Regions from separate parts of the Homo sapiens genome. Here region 2 is linked to region 1. A link is a contact called in ENCODE Hi-C or POLR2A ChIA-PET data. All regions are on one chromosome and are shown on one strand. Each heading gives the region's core, a stretch centred on a gene start or an enhancer-like site at or near the end of the contact. The rest is flanking DNA. Distances are from core to core; before and after follow the strand shown. Region 1 overlaps VAV2 (vav guanine nucleotide exchange factor 2). Region 2 overlaps VAV2 (vav guanine nucleotide exchange factor 2).

Region 1 (5,292 bases), core at 2,518-5,017:
AAGATGGTAAAACCCCATCTCTACTAAAAAAAAAAAGAAAATACAAAAATTAGCCAGGCGTGGTGGTGGGCACCTGTAATCCCAGCTACTCGGGAGGCAGAGGCAGAGAATTGCTTGAACCCAGGAGGCGGAGGTTGCAGTGAGCGGAGATCGCACCACTGCACTCCAGACTGGGTGACAGAGCGAGATTCCATTTCAAAAAAAAAAAATGCTATGTTGGCCGCCTCTAGGGTCATCCTCCCACAAGGGGATCCTTTCTGCAGCAGCTAGGTTAGGATGGGGTCCCTCAACCCCTGATGGAGGAGGCGACAGTGAGATCCTGAGTGGACTCTGGGACCAGCATCCTCTGGCCAGCAGTCCAGGGGGGCAGTCCCCCCAGCCCCGCCCAGCCCTGCCTCTCCTGGCCTCACCCTCGATGGAGGAGGAGACAGTGAGACCCTAGATTGGAGCCCTAGTAAGAAGATGGGCTCTGCCTCGGGGTTGCAGTTGATGAAACGAGGCCTTCATTCCCCACAAGGGAGAGGCTATTTATTTTAATTGTGGTAAAGTACACACAATGCCACAAACCTTCCGCACTATGGAGTTGTGGAACTTTTTCATGCCTGGCAAACAGACCCCCAAGCCCCTGAGAACTCTCTCCCCAGCGCCTTCTCCCGGCAGCTACGCATCTGGCTTTCTGTCCTGCGACGGAGCTGCTATTCTGGACGTTTTAAGAGAATCACGTGGGACTTGTCTTTCAGGCCTGGCTTCCCCGCCTTAGCATTCCATTTTCCAGGTTCATCCACAGATATTCTACTGCATGGACGGACTCTGTGTGGATCCCCCATTCATCCACTGAGGAAGCCACTCCTTTTATCCCCATCCTACAGAGAAGGAAACTGAGGCTCCAGGAAGGTCAAGCTCAAAAGCACACAGTGTGAGCAGCTCCAGGACTCCAGCCTAGGTCCTAACCACACTGCCCTGTGCCTGGACACCCCAAGGCTGAAGGGGGTGCCTCTCCTACAGCCAGGGACTGCGGCCAGAGGGGAGCGACCACGCAGCGAGGCTGAGGTGCTGGGAGTTGCGGAGCCCAGCTCCAGGCCCAGGCCACGCCCAGCCGCCCTGCCCCAAGCCTGCCTCCTTCCAGCTCTGGAATGAAAACAAATAAAACCAAGAGGGACTTCAGGCAGAGTGAGGCCCCCCCAGCATCCCACGAGGACCTCCGGCATCCAATGGGTGCCTGGTGTCCATTTGAGGAGCAGCCCAGCAGCTGTAGATGGAACAGCTCAGATCTGAAGGGGGTCTTGGCTTTCACCAAAATGACTGCGGGATCATTTCTCTCTCCCGTCCCAGCAGAAAGATGAGCTGGGGCCTAGGGGAGGGAGGCACAGATGGCCCAGTCACAGAGGGCAGGAGGGTCTCAGGATGCGGCGCTCATGAGCATGAAGGACTAGAACCTTCCGCCACCCCAGGGGGCCTGGGACACAGAATGTTGCCAGACAAGGATTGTCTAGGCACCTTGTGCACCGGGGACACGTGGCAATGGCCCTGGGGCCAGTCACCCTCCACGCATGACAGCTGTCACTTACCCAGGCAAATGACATGACAGGCGGTCCATCCCCATCCACGACAGCTGTCACTCACCTGGCACCTCTGGTTCCTGACAACAGTCAGAGGTGGGACATTGGAGCTGCAGGCAAGTGTCCAGAGCCTGCCCCTCAACACGCAGCCTGCAGCCCCTGCCGGACGCCAACCACAGACACGCCAGAGAACAGAACAAGGCAGAAAAACCAAAACATAGGCCTCAAAACTCGGGGGAGCAGCCGAGGTCAAGGGGGCAGCACCTGAGTCAGGAAGGCCACGCCAAGTCCAGGTGGCTCAGTACCTCAGGCCTCTGCCCCTCAGCTGGCAAAGGGGATGGGGCGTCCACCTGCCCTGGGGCACGCAGCTCCCACGCCCCCTGCCTCTGGAGATGTCCTACGTGTATGCGTCCACCTGCCCTAGGGCACGCAGCTCCCACGCCCCCTGCCTCTGGAGATGTCCTACGTGTATGAGACAAATGTGATGATCCCAGAAATGTGGCTGAAAACTGGACACACATTCAAGACCAGGAGCGGGGAGGCACACGGTGTTCGAGGGTGAGGCCAGGACAGGCAGGGCTGGGCAGGGCTGGGGAAACTGCCCTCCCTGGCCCGCCGGCCAGAGGATGCTGGTCCCAGGGTCCACTAGGAGGATCTCACTGCCACCTCCTCCATTGCAGGCTGGGGGACCCTCTCCTACTCCAGCCACTGCAGAAAGGATCCCCCTGTGGAAGGATGACCCTGGAGGCAGCCAACACAGCATTTTTTAAAGTCCTTAACAACAGAAGACAGGCAGGCACCCCCTCCCCACCCCTATGCAGATTTCAAAGAACACAGGGCTGGGAGGCCTTGAGGAAACTTGGAGACGGGCTCCCCAATCCTGGGAAGGCCACAGCCCGCAAGCACCTGGCGGGTCACGGAAAGATACCGCGTGTTCGCGCTGCCTTTGAACCCAAAAGTACAAAACAAACCAACAGAAATACTGATGACTTCAGGGCCAAGCTGGCCTAGGGGACAAGGAGTAGGTCTGTGAGAATGATTTGTCTTCATCCTTACACAAACTCTGTAAAGACTGACAGATGAACCCCACAAAACAGAAACACTGTTTCCAGCAGCATCAGGATTGCAAAACCTGCAGCTGCCAGGCAGCAGGAGACCTAACTCAGGGGCGCAGCCGCTCAGTCTGGCCCAAAGTTCAAGCTCCCACTGCCCAGTCCTGTCCCCTCCACGGTCCTGTATTTGTCATTCTTGTTTATCTTTTGGATTCAGAAGCCAAACAGCGTCCCCAGCTCCAGGCAAAGAGTCCTTCAGAACACGAAGCTTCAGGGGACCAAAAACCGGGCACCTGAGCCTGGGGCTGGCCCCGGTGAAGAAGGGGGCTCATCAGAGCTGAGGGGGTCAGGGCAGGGGAGTTCGCTGGGTTTAGGGTCTCCTCCAGCCAGCTCCTGACCCCAGTGTGAGAGCAGGTCTGCAGGTCCCGGAGCGCCCACCCCAGCCGCGTCAAGTGGGCACATGGGGAGGGGCACTGAGGCTTCGGAAGAGCTTTCGTGCCAGGGGTGGTGGTGTCGGAGAGGCGAGCTCATGGCTCCACCCTGCAGGGGCTGGGAGACATGTCCGCCGAGCACTTCCCACTTGCCAGGCACCGGGCTGACAGCCGGGTCCTCGGCCAACCCTTGGGAGGGGCTCCTAAAATACCCCCTTTGACAGCGGAGAATGCAGGGTCCAGAGAGGCGCCACGGGTCTGCCACGAGGTGCTGAGCCAGGATCTGAACGCGGCTGTCAGAGGCTCAACGCTGTGTGTGCGGTCTCCACCCTAGGAATGTGTCGGCCGCTCAGTGCCCAACCACACACGAAGCCAGGCCCAGAGGAGATGGGTCCCCAGGCAGGGGCTGCATGAGGACGGCTCGGCTCCCAGGGCAGCAGGAAGGAGCGGACGCCGCAGCCGTCCGGAACTCGGACAGAGGATGTTGACAGGGAGGGAGGACAAGCAAATGAAGACTTCCTGCAGCAGAGACACAGAGCCCGGAGCCACGGCCGCCGGCAGGACAGGCAGCCAGGCACTAATCCGGGCCCGGCCCCGCCTCCGGCCATGTCCCAGAGCCCCACCACTGACCTCTGGCCCACGAGGACCTCCTGCTGTCAGCCTGCTGACTTTGCCAGGGCCCCGAGCTCCCCAACAGGCCCCAGCTGAACTCACTCAGCTGAAACGGCATTCGGGGAGCACAGGTGCTAGTGGTGAGGGGAAGGCGGCGCCAGCTGCGCACCCCACCGCCCTGTCACCTCATCAGGGAGCCTGCCGGCGTCACCTGAAGGCAGCCCTGCCTTCTGCCTGCCTTCTCTCTCTCATCTGAAAGTGCCATCTTCCTCTCTCCATTCATCCTTATTCTGTGCCCCCTCCAGAAAGCCAGCAACACCAAGCACAGGGTTTCTGCCTCTGCGGCTCAATGCCACGAGCCAGTGCGCGACACACAGAGTAGGGTGGAGAACAGGCTGGGCCACCAGCCACCCGGGAGCAGGAGGCCCAGGACCGGAAGCCATGTGGCCAGAGGGCAGAGCTGGTCAGCCCTGGGGCCATCTCTGGACTCAGGCACCTGGTTCTCTGTCTCCCAACCTCCCACCAACCCAAGGGGCCATTTTGCCGGTGGAGGGGGGAAGTGAATGGCGCTCCAGAGGCAAGAGACCTGCACGGGCTGGCACGAGGCCTCAACCCCCACACAGCTGCATGACCTCAGACTGGCCCGTCACCTGTCCCTCCTTCATCCATTAACCAGGGCAGAGCCGCCCCCACCTGGTGCTGCCCAGAGTCTTCCAAGGACCAGGGGAGGTGCCAGTGCTGGGCGGTCCTGAAACAAACCCACCCAGAATAGAGAAAGGGCATGTGTCAGGGCAGAGGGGCCCTGGCAACAAGATCTTTCCCCAGGGCACTGGGGTGCTGCCCCCGACCCTGACACCGCAGAGGCTGATCATCACCCAGCTGCCCGACCAGCCATGGGGCATGGCCACCTCTCTGGAACCTTCTATCACGCATCTCCCTGGGTCTCAGACTCATCATCTGCTGCAGGGAAACACCATCCCCTGCAAGGCAGAGGGAAGAACACCAAGCAGGTGGCCCAGTGCCAGCCAGGTCGAGCTCTGCAGTGAGCGGCAGCCGCTGCCTTATGTCTCTACTCATCAGAGCTGGTGGCATGCAGCTTCCTCTGCCCCAACTGCTGCTGGAACGCAGATTTCAAAAACTGCAACACCCCTTCCAGCAATGATCCAGGATGAAGCACTGTGGCAGCGCCTCCAGTCTGTGGCCACACAGAGCCCTCTCTGTAGAACAACCACCTGTCTCCAACCCTTAGCTACCAAAAGCCATCTACTTTTCAGGGCATCTCAAGTACCACCTCCTCCGGGAAGCTCTCCGCCATCACCCTGCCCCCAGGGATCTAAATACCTCATTTGCTGAGGACTAGCACAGCTTGCTGTTGACCCTGCCAACAGCAAAGCCTGCACGTGCCCCATCTTCGCCCAGTCAAACCCAGGAGGCCCTGGGGAGAAGCAGGAGACGGGGTGAGGCCCCTTCTTCAGCGTCCCGTGTTGCCAGCAGGTTTTCCTCACTCATGGTCCTCATGTGAGTATTAACAGCTCCCTTCCCCATCTCAGACTTAGGTGTTGTAGGACCATCTGGCTCACCTGATTCTGCTTGCCCCAGAATGCCTCCTTCTGCAGACAGGCACTAGTGACCACGACC
Region 2 (5,072 bases), core at 386-2,885, 34 kb before region 1:
TCAGCCCCTTTCTCTCCGGCCCATTCATCGGCAGCCGCAGATCTAATCAGGCTGAAATCGGATTAGTGTGGTGACACAGGCTCCATGCCCAGTCGCCCACCTCCCCAGGTTCAGCTGCACTGTCCTTCAGCTCTTGCAAGGCGCCAGGGCGGGGTGTCACAGACAGGAGAGGCGGCGCAGGGCCGGAGAGCCAAGACCCCAGAGCCAGGAGCCCAGGTCTGAGCCACAGGTGAGGCCCGAGGGCATCCTGGATGGCAAGCTTCACCGGCCAAGCTCACATGCTCACAGGACAGTCACGTCTCTTTAGGGTCTCTGAAACAATCTATTGTGATGGGGACACAATGGCAGGGACAGGCCTCTCTGCCCTGCAGAACCCACGGCAGCCCACCGAGAGCAGGGGCGCCCTTCAGCCTATGTGGGCCCTTCCACTGCCCCTTACTGGCAACGGGTCACCGGCAGTGCTGGAGTGGGAAACAGGACAGGCCTGCCTCGCCCTCCAGAGCTGGCATCTAGCCGGCATGACCTGAGAGGGGTACAAAAGGGGAAACTAAGCCGGGGGAGGCAAATCCACTTGCCTGAGTCACATAGCCAGCAGGCCTCAGCTGGGGAGCTGCAGTTTGAACACAGGTGGCTTGGCCATCGACCCCTGGGCAATGGTGATGGAGTAATAGCAGAGCCTGACAATGACCACAGGCAGGGAGGATGCTGACGTGCACAACAGCCAACTCACTCACCACCTGCAGAGCCTGTGAGGTGTGCACTGGCCCACTGCACAGACAGACAACCAAGCTCCAAGCAGTGAGCTCATGGGTAGGCCCAGGATTCAGGGGCAAATGGAGTGGCCGGGATGCAAAAGGGCAGCAGGCCCCCGCCTAAGGGGATGCAAGAAAGTCCTGTCTCGCCAAGGACGGCAGCACAAGGCCTGCGTCGTCAAGGCAGGTGCCACACTGTCTCAGGGGCTGACTCCTGGGCCCCAGCTGGACCATGCAGGAGGAGCGTGGGGCCGGGCTGACCTTTATGGGAGGTGACCCTCGCTGCTCCCTCCTCCCAGGAGAGCTCGGGCAAGTCTCCTCATGTGCACAGTGAGGCTCTGGCACAGAGCTCCAGGCCCTTCCGGCCAAGACTGGCTACGCGTCTCGGTGCGCTGACTCACAGTGATTATAGGCGCTCCACGGCCGCCAGGTTTTCCAGAAGGCCAGGCACTGGGCTAAGAGCTCCCTTGAGTCACTGCAGCAATTCCTAATTTACAGATGAGGAAACTGAGGTTTCAGGAGGTCAGCTGGCCTGCCCAAGGTCACTAGCAAGGATGTAACTGAGCTAACAATGGATCTGGGATGGTTTGACCCCCAAGGCCAGACTGCTGGCCTCTAAGCTATCCTGTCTATGGGTTTCTGGGCAGGGAAATCCCATTATTTTTTCTTTTTTAAAATGACAACAGTACTTTGACAAAAACTCAGTCTGTTCAGAGGAGATGGGGAGGCACTGAGTGTAGGAGCCCGGCCTTTGGGCTTGAGGGGCAGGCCCCACCCACAGAAACCAAGGCTTAGGAATGGGGCCAGAGAGGAGGGGGCTGACCTGATTGATCGGCACATAATAACTAACTAGCACGCATGCGCCATTTCACAGCCCACTAGCACTTTCACATCCACATTTGCTCCGTCAGATGTGGAAATGGAGGCCCCAGAAGGCAGGTGACCCGCGATCTGAACCCAGGCCCGGTTCCTCTCAGGATGCCCCCAGCCTCTGGCAGGCCCATGCCCGGGAAAGTCCCTTTGGCTGCCCCACCAGGAAGGTCAGGGGCCCGGGTGTCCTCAGTCCCAGGAGTGGCACTCAGCTGGGGGTGGGGTCCTGCAGGGAAAGCCCCAAGCTGGGGTCTCCAGATCGCCTGGCCCAACCTTCCCCATCCATGTAGATCGTCACCAACAGGCAGGGCTCCTCCCAGGTCTCTGGCTGGCATCCCTGAACCACCGACTCCTGTCCTGCACAGTCCTACCTCCCCCTGGCCTCTTGCACACAACCACATTCCAGTGCAGACCCCACAGCAGGTGCTCCAGGTGGGGACAACCCAGGCCTGCTCCCACTCAACAGCCACACAGCTTCTCTGTACCTCAGTTTCTCAATCTGTAAAATGGGCAAGGAGAACCCTGCCCTCTGACTCCCACGATGCTGGGACTCTCACTCAAAGAGACTGTACTGAGGCCATCTCACTGGGGAAGTCCAGAAGTCCCCTGAGACATTGGTCACTGGGAGAGCTGGCAGGGGGGTTGGGGTGCCACAGTTAGCTGGAGCTGAGGAGCAGCCACAGTGCACGAGAACCTGGGCCCTTCATCACCATGGTCCCACCCTGGAGCTGTTAGCCCGCCACCCCGCTGGCCTTTAGTTCGCAGCAGAGCTCCTCAAGGCAGCTGCCAGGGACTGGGGGAGGGACACAGGCCGACAAGGGACTTCTGGGGCCTGGCCTCAGGCTCTCTGCTCATGGCCAGAGCAGCCCAGCAACTGGGAGGTGAAGACCCCCACCCCATGTGCTCCTTGCTGCAAAAGGGAACCTGGGCACCACAGCCCTGAAAGCAACAGGGCACCACAGCTTCTGGGCCTCAGGAGAACAGGCACTCTCTTTTCAAGCCTCTGGGTCTTTCTGAGCAAGCTGGGGGTCTCCATGTGCAGCCTCCACGCCCTGCGGCAAAGGCTCCAGGAAGTACCCACAGACATAGATAGACATAGTGCGTTTTCTTGAAATACTTCAACAAGTGTCACTAACACTGCGCTTAGCAGAGACCGATTGCACGCCTGGCTGCTCTGCTTCCAGCTGGAGTGGTGCTGACTCCCTGGGGCCACAATGCTGCGTCGTGCTGATCAGAAGCTCTGACTGGCAGCTGAGGATGTCTTTGATCAATAAAAAAATGGGAAAACAAATTAATTTCCTGTTTTATTTATGCCATGCTCATTCCAAAAACCACTTAAAATAGCTTGATTACTATTCAACAGATGCAGCTTGATGGAATGGATCAAATTTGGGGCCCATCAGGTAGATAAACAGGTGACCCTGGGTGACAGGCTGGCCAGGTGCTCACGGAGACAGGAGCTGACGCCGTTTGCTCCCTCTGGGTCCCAAATGCCCTGGACAATGCCTAGCCCATCACACGGGCTCAGTATCTGGTAGACGAACAAATGAACCAATGAATTAATGAATGAACAAATGAATGAATGTCTAGGAAGCACTCTTAGGTGTCCTCTGACTGCTGACACCTCTCAAAGGGCCCTGCTTTCTCCTCAAGCAGCAGAGAGTCCACGATGCCTTCCAAGACGTCAGGGGCCCCCAAGGACAGCCACTGCTGCTTAGGTGGCAACCTCGCTTCCAGAAGCATCTCTTCCGAAAACAAGCAAGCAGGTGAAAGGTAGGGTCTGGCCTCGACCCCTTATTCCTGCACACATCAATGTCACCTGCACAACTCTACACACCACCCCACCAGGGACCCATTAGCTGGTCAGATCCAATAACCACTCTAGCAGGGGGCGGGGGTGGTCCCTTATCACCCATTTTACAGATGAGGAGACCGAGACTCAGGGAGGCCCGTATCTGCTTTAAAACTGGTCTGTCGTTGGGCGCGGTGGCTGACGCCTATAATCCTGGCCCTTTGGGAGGCCAAGGCGGGTGGATCACCTGAGGTCAGGAGTTTGAGACTATCCTGACCAACATGGTGAAACCTCGTCTCTACTAAAAATACAAAATTAGCCAGGCGTGGTGGCGCATGCCTGTAATCCCAGCTACTCAGGAGGCTGAGGCAGAAGAATCGATTGAACTCGGGAGGTGGAGGTTGCAGTGAGCCGAGATCATGCCATTGCACTCCAGCCTGGGCAACAAGAGCAAAACTCCGTCTCAAAAAAAAAAAAACAAACTGGTCTAACTTGACAGTCATCATGAACACTGAGAGGCTTCCCAGGCCATCACCAGGGCCCCCGCGCTATGGCCTTTGTGAGTGTGTGTGTGAGACAGAGTCTCACTGCATCAACGAGGCTGGAGTGCAGTGGCGTGATCTCGGCTCACTGCAACCTTCACCTCCCAGGTTCAAGCGATTCTCCCGCCTCAGCCTCCCGAGCAGCTGGGACTACAGGCCTGTGCCACCAATGACGAGCTAATTTTTGTATTTTTAGTAGAGACAGGCTTTCCCCACGTTGGCCAGGCTCGTCTCAAACTCCTGGCCTCAAGTGATCCACCTGCCTCGGCCTCCCAAAGTGCTGGGATTACAGGTGTGAGCCACTATGCTCAGACCGCACTGAGCCCTTAAAGAGAGGCTGCAGTGCGGGGCTCCCAAGGCAGATGTCCGAGGCCACTCCAGCTCATTCACTGCTCCAGGCAGGGAAAGCACAGCTCAGCCAGGGATTGATTGAGGAGTGTCACGAGTTGATTTTGTCTGGACAATTGAACTTCCTTCGCTCGGGCCCATTTCCTCAGCTCCGCACGCACCAGGACCAAGGCGTCAGGCCAGCAGGCTGAGTAATGAACCTGACCCGCCTTTGCGCATGGCCTCGCATGAGTGTCCCCCTTCGCCCAGCTGGGGTGCGGAGCTGCTCTACCTGCTGTGATCTGGAGGAGTGGGGTGGTGTTTTCTTCGTGCATATCAAGGTCTTCGGGGGCCAGCCTTGCCCCCAGGTCAGGGGCAGGCGACTGGCAGAGAGAGGGGCAGGCCAGATCAGCAGGGCAGGCGGCCCGCGTGCCCTCAGGAGTGGAGCTCCCCCCACCAAGAGCAAGCAGCTTGAGCCATGGCTGCTACATTTGTCCACAGGAATGACAGAAAGGGCTGCAACAACAGCGTGTCTCGTTTCACTATTCTGTAAAGGTTTCCAGCATTCTCAGTCTCACTAACACTCGATGTGCTAAAACAACGTCCGGTGGCTCTTCCACTTTCTCCCATAACAAACAGCGCCCGCTGAGTCCGTGCCTGGCGCAGCACGAAGCCCTTGACGTTCCTCTCTGCTTCATCCTGCTAACGAGCTGTCACGTATCCCTGGTCTACAGGTGGAGAAACGGCTCAGGGACCACCCTGCTCATCAGGGTAGTGAGGGGAAGACCC

What was found. A loop is a pair of places that touch in the nucleus more often than their neighbours do. ChIA-PET counts read pairs that join two places held with the same protein, here RNA polymerase II (POLR2A). Pooled maps may share reads with other maps.
Region 2: a map of posterior vena cava shows a loop between it and region 1 (7-fold over the local background). The contact joins two enhancer-like sites. A Hi-C loop is called at or near these places in 5 of 168 maps with a recorded cell type or tissue (breast epithelium, heart right ventricle, mammary epithelial cell and 2 more), 7 of 37 single-sample maps with no recorded cell type and 6 of 50 pooled maps. POLR2A ChIA-PET finds 5 or more read pairs at or near these places in 7 of 52 experiments (GM10248, GM12878, MCF 10A and 4 more).

Annotation. Positions count from the first base shown.
Region 1 is chr9:133,976,009-133,981,300 of GRCh38, forward strand. All of the region lies in intron 1 of VAV2 (vav guanine nucleotide exchange factor 2), which reads right to left. Among named protein-coding and RNA genes, the nearest start is that of VAV2, 14 kb to the right of the region's middle. RefSeq lists enhancers at 2,671-3,188, 3,702-3,751, 3,705-4,220. Within about 2 kb of position 3,768, at least 13 of the 41 ENCODE cell types and tissues checked have a DNase peak (open chromatin) inside an H3K27ac peak, as active enhancers do; they include OCI-LY7, where a contact is called at or near this core.
Region 2 is chr9:133,943,821-133,948,892 of GRCh38, forward strand. All of the region lies in intron 1 of VAV2 (vav guanine nucleotide exchange factor 2), which reads right to left. Among named protein-coding and RNA genes, the nearest start is that of VAV2, 46 kb to the right of the region's middle. RefSeq lists enhancers at 517-1,370, 1,410-1,459, 2,120-2,229, 4,571-5,072. Within about 2 kb of position 1,636, at least 8 of the 41 ENCODE cell types and tissues checked have a DNase peak (open chromatin) inside an H3K27ac peak, as active enhancers do; they include OCI-LY7, where a contact is called at or near this core.